2 separate regions of the Homo sapiens genome follow, and region 1 is linked to region 2. A link is a loop called in an ENCODE intact Hi-C map of the cell type or tissue named here. Cell type or tissue: gastrocnemius medialis. All regions are shown on one strand. Region 1 overlaps IL12RB2 (interleukin 12 receptor subunit beta 2). Region 2 has its middle 31 kb from the start of SERBP1.

Evidence for each region. A loop is a pair of places that touch in the nucleus more often than their neighbours do. Peaks named below come from ENCODE experiments on the same cell type or tissue, not always from the same donor. Only the 100,000 strongest peaks of a DNase experiment are listed, where the experiment ranks them.
Region 1: it touches region 2 in a loop (10-fold over the local background); 1 of 110 quality-filtered maps calls a loop at or near these places.

The regions. Positions count from the first base shown.
Region 1 is chr1:67,340,362-67,342,861 of GRCh38, reverse strand. All of the region lies in intron 9 of IL12RB2 (interleukin 12 receptor subunit beta 2), which reads right to left. Among named protein-coding and RNA genes, the nearest start is that of IL12RB2, 34 kb to the right of the region's middle. RefSeq lists enhancers at 434-523, 664-753. In gastrocnemius medialis, no CTCF peak of the experiment used is centred here; no DNase peak of the experiment used is centred here; H3K4me3 peaks cover 236 bases; H3K27ac peaks cover 1,096 bases.
Region 2 is chr1:67,459,832-67,462,331 of GRCh38, reverse strand. No RefSeq gene overlaps it. Among named protein-coding and RNA genes, the nearest start is that of SERBP1, 31 kb to the right of the region's middle. RefSeq lists an enhancer at 620-1,120. In gastrocnemius medialis, no CTCF peak of the experiment used is centred here; DNase peaks (open chromatin) are centred at 924 and 1,221; H3K4me3 peaks cover 392 bases; H3K27ac peaks cover 2,493 bases.

The DNA.
Region 1 (2,500 bases), 120 kb after region 2:
CTTGAGCATAGGAGGTGAAGGCTGCAGTGAGCTGAGATTGTGCCACCACACTTCAGCCTGGGGGACAGAATGACACCCTGTCTCAAAAAAAAAAAAAAAAGGTGTGATTTTAAAAAGTAGTACAAGATATTTTTGAGGAAATGGTACTTTCAAGAGAAACTAAGTCATGGGAAAAGGAGTGACAAGCCATAACAAAGCAAAGGTCTCCTTCACCAACATCCTCACATCCTCACACACTGACACATGCACCCATTCATACATACACACACACTCACATACCTACATATTCACACCCTACTCACATCCCCACACTCCCACGCCTTCCACACACTCACATCCTTACACTCACATACATTCACACCCACACTCACACACATACTCCCACCCCAACCCCCAGGGGCTGCACCCAATCAGCACGGAGTTGTTCTCCTCTATTGTAAACATCCTACAAAAGTGAAAGGTCATCTCACATTTCCCCATATGCAAGAGAAAAGTGCTCTCACTTTATTCACAGGCAAATGGGGTTTTACTTGGTGCTTCCTTTGATGCCAAGGCATGAGATTTCCTTCTTTGCAGTGGTGGGCGTTTCTTGCATTTGGTTTCCCAGAGTTGCTCAAAGGAAAAAAACAAAAACAAAAAAAAACAAAAAAAACCCAAAAAACAAAAAACCCCACCACACACGCCCTTGCTCCCTTTCCCCAGTGAGGTATGACTTGGGCCCTGTCACAAAGCGATCTGGCTGCAGAGTTTTCCTTCTAGCCTGACACTTAGATAACTCCCTTGTACCACAGCATTCCCTTGAATTCCCAAGCCTGCCTGAGAGTGGCATGAGGAATCCCTATTAGAGGCTGGGATAAGAGTGGACTCAAATCACCTGAAATCCCCTCACTGGAAAATCACCTCTTGAAACCTCAGTTTCCATGTTTTAAACTGTGGGGTGAGACTACATGACAGTTAAATCCCTTTGGCTCTAGAGGTCTATAACTCTGTGGTTCTGTGGTCCAAAGCAGGACTGCTCAGTAACTCTGGTCAGTGTTTCCATTCCCACCCTCAGTTGAGTGGCCTGTTTGGGGCCATTAAAGAAGCCCAGGTTTGACAGAAAAGGACTTAATCCTGTGACAATATAGGACTGCATCCAACTTTCCTTGGGGAGCCTCTTAGACTAGAGAGTCACTGAAGGTTTTGAGGTTGGCTTTTGATGACTACCATCTGACATCAAGTTATAGAAGCTTCTAGTGCTTACCTTTTTGCTTTCTCTTTCTTTCCTTCCTTTCTTTTCTTTCTTTCTTTCTTTCTTTCTTTCTTTCTTTCTTTCTTTCTTTCTTTCTTTCTCTTTCTTTTTTCTTTCCTTCTTTCTTCTTTCTCTTTCTCTATTTTCTCTTTCTCCTTCCTTCCCTCCTTCCCTCCCTCTCTTCCATCCTTCCTTCCTTCCTTCCTTCCCTTCCTTCTTTGTCTTGCTCTGTCACCCAGGCTGGAGTACTATGGCACGATCTCAGCTCACTGCAACCTCTGCCTCCCGGGTTCAAGGGATTCTCCTGCTTCAGTCTCCCAAGTAGCTGAGATTACAGGTGGGCATCACCACACCCAGCTGATTTTTTTGTATTTTGGTAGAGACAGGGTTTCACCATGTCTGCCAGGATGGTCTCAAACTCCTGGACTTCAGTGATCTGCCCACCTCGACCTCCCCAGGTGCTGGGATTAGGGATTATGGGATTATTACTGGCGTAAGCCACTGTGCCTTGCCCTTTTTGGTTTCTTCTAAGCCAGTTCCAACCCCAAGCATCCTTCTTGGGCCCACAATTCTGGCTACACAAAAGGAAACATTTTCTAAACAATAAGAGATGTTCAACCATGGCATGGGCAGACTACAAAGTGAGATTCTCCCTGTCCCAGAATATCCCCACTGAGACATCTGTCTGTCCTGGCAGGAGTAGGAGCCATGTTTATAATGAAAGGAAGGCTGAACTAGAAGAGCTTTGAAGTCCCTCCAAATTCCAAGACCTCATTATAGAACCTAAGCCTTGTGAAGATAGAAATAAAATCAGGGCAGCAGAGAAGAAATCACATACTCACATTTACCAAGCATCACTCATGGCCAACACATACTTATTTTGACTTCACTCTGGTGCTGGTTTCAGAGAACCAAGATGATGTCCACTATAAACTCTGTTTGTTACAGTGAAAAGCACGCAGGCATGGAGCTTTCACTGTCAGGATAAACACGCATCATGCAGCACTGCTGAATTTTACACTGGTGGCCCTTGTGATTTTTACATTTGTGTCCTCTCATTTGCTGATCCCCACAATGGTCTTGTCAGCTTTGCAGATACCTGTATCATTACCCTCATTCTACTGAGAGAAACCCTTGAGTTGAGAGGCGTGGAATAGATTAACACGTAGCATATCTTTCCAGATCACTGTTGAGGACATTTTTGGAGGAGAAACCTTTACATGAGAGGAGGAATTTTGGTTTTAACCAGTCACTTGCTCGTGAAAAGGA
Region 2 (2,500 bases):
AGAAGACAAAGTGAAGATGAGCTCAGTCTCAGAGCACTGAGACAAACAAAGTGAAAAATATGTGGGGGAATAAAGAGCTGACCTAAAAGAAACATAAACACTCTGCTACACATTCCTCTTGTCTTTGGCACACATCTTCATGGGACTCTGATTGAGAAAGTTAATTAGAAAAATTATTATGGTACTCTCTTTCTCTTGTCATTTATTTAAGTCATAGGAGGAAGTAGGTGGAAGTGCCTAGAAGGTAGAGTGGGTGGAACTGGGAAATTGCTCTGTAAGATTTAGTTGGTGACAATGGGATTGTTGGTTCCACCAGTTTATTATTCACTAGTCACTAGAATTATCCATAATAATAGCTTGCATTTGTATAGGATATTCTAACTTATAAAAGGCTTTTATGACATTGTCTCATTTGATCTCACTGACAACCTTGTAAGCTAGACAAGGCAGGTATAATTATCCCACTTTATGAATGAGAAAACTGAGACTTAGAGAAGTTCAACGACTTGCACACTCAGTCATTAAACTAGAGTCTGAACAAGAAACCAGGTGTTCTTACTTAGAAAGCTTCAACTTTACCAAGGTCATATGGCTAAGCAGGACTTGAATCCCAGTGAGGCCATCTCCAGAGCCTATGCTCTTAACCACCGTGTTCTGCTAGTCATTTAACAGACATTTGTTGAGTGTGTCTTATTTACTTAGTTCCTTGCTCTTTATAAATACAATCCAGGTGCTCTCGCTAAGGCAGGTATTCATTAATGAAGGCATGTTTGGTAAATGCTTCTAGTACCTTCTCCCATGCCTCAGCAACTCATTTGACCGCAGAAGCAAACACAAGCTGTGGCCTAATCCCAGAGTCCCCACAAGCAGTAATTGCAGAGAAGTTGAGCCAAGAGGAGACTGACTCGCAGCCCAAAGCTACCCGCTCAGGTCCCCTGAGCCTGCAGGCTTTGGGCTAATGGGAAGCGGGTGTGGTCCATTTACAGCCTGGATCCAATAGGAAGTGAGGAGGCTAGATGAAAACTTTTTTTCACAAGAGTTGCTGTGTTGTCCTCCCCGTTACCCTGTTGGCATTTTTTCTTAAAACCCAGTAGCAGCTGTTGGCTAGTTTTGAAAATTGTCCAACCTTAGTAGAGCCTGTCCCCAAGCACGCAGGGCCTCCTTGGGGCTGGACCCTGGGGCCAGGCAGCTTGCCCAGGCAGCTCCATAAATAGCACCTGTGATACGTGCAAAAAGAGGTGAATCAGGGAGGGCTGCTGGTACTCCTCAGTGATGGTAAGCCAGTGAGTCTCAACAGCGAGTCTCGGATAAAGGCAGTTCCTATTACACATGTCTAACACTGAGGATCTAAAAATCAGTTCATATTAGGAATGGTTTAAGACTTTCTTTTTTCCTCATTCCTTCACTCCTCTTTCTCCCAGCCCTCTAGTAACATGCCTTTTCCATCATGTCTGTCAGATGATATTGTATAAGAATCCAGACTGAGTTTTTCTGACTATTTATAGAAGACAGTTGTGCTGCGTTAGCCACTACAGGAACTAAAGTTTGGTTCTGGGTTATGTGACATGAGAAAAACTTACAGAAATGTGTTTGTTCTCAAATGTGCCTATCCCATCCTTGTCCTATCACATCAAACAGGCCTGTTGGAATAACACATTGCTCTACTATGTCCTTTTATAATTAAATTTTTTTCTGATTTTCAAAGCATGTTTATACTAGTTAAAAGTTTCAAAGACTATAATGTATATAGTCTTTTACATTTTGGGGTTTGTTTGTTTGTTTGTTTTGAGATGGTGTCTCACTCTGTTGCCCAGGCTGGAGTGCAGTGGCGCGATCTCGGCTCACTGAAACCTCCACCTCCCGGGTTCAAGCAATTCTCATGCCTCAGCCTCCCAAGTAGCTGGAATAACAGACACACGCCACCATGCCTGGCTAATCTGTGTATTTTTAGTAGAGATTGGGTTTCACCATGTTGGCCAGGCAGGTCTCGAACTCAAGTGATCCACCCACCTTGGCCTCCCAAAGTTCTGGGATTATAGGCATGAGCCACCATGCTGGCCTATCTTTTACATTTTTAGCTATATAATGTACAGCTTGTTAATCTTTCACCCAGAGGTAACAACTGCTAATAGTCAATGTGTTTTTTAGTTTAGGGGCTCCTGAACTGATGGGAAAGGTAAAGAGCACTGACAGTGGTTATAGAAAGGAGGTGGCAAATGCAAACATGTTTCTAAATAGAACCAATGGGATGTTAGGGGAAGAGGAAGGTGAAGAAAATTAGCCCCAATCTTTTAGCCTGGGCGACTGGGAAGGTGTCTTGTGAAATAACCCAGAGGCCACATGCCAAAAGATAGAACTAGGAAAGATATCTAGTCTGTTAGGCTTGCTGGTCATTTTGTATCAATTATTATCATCCAGGAGTCACAATTACAAATGATTAAAAGCCTACAGCTGGCCTCACAGATATGCTGTTTAATATTTCAAACTCAGACCACTTCAG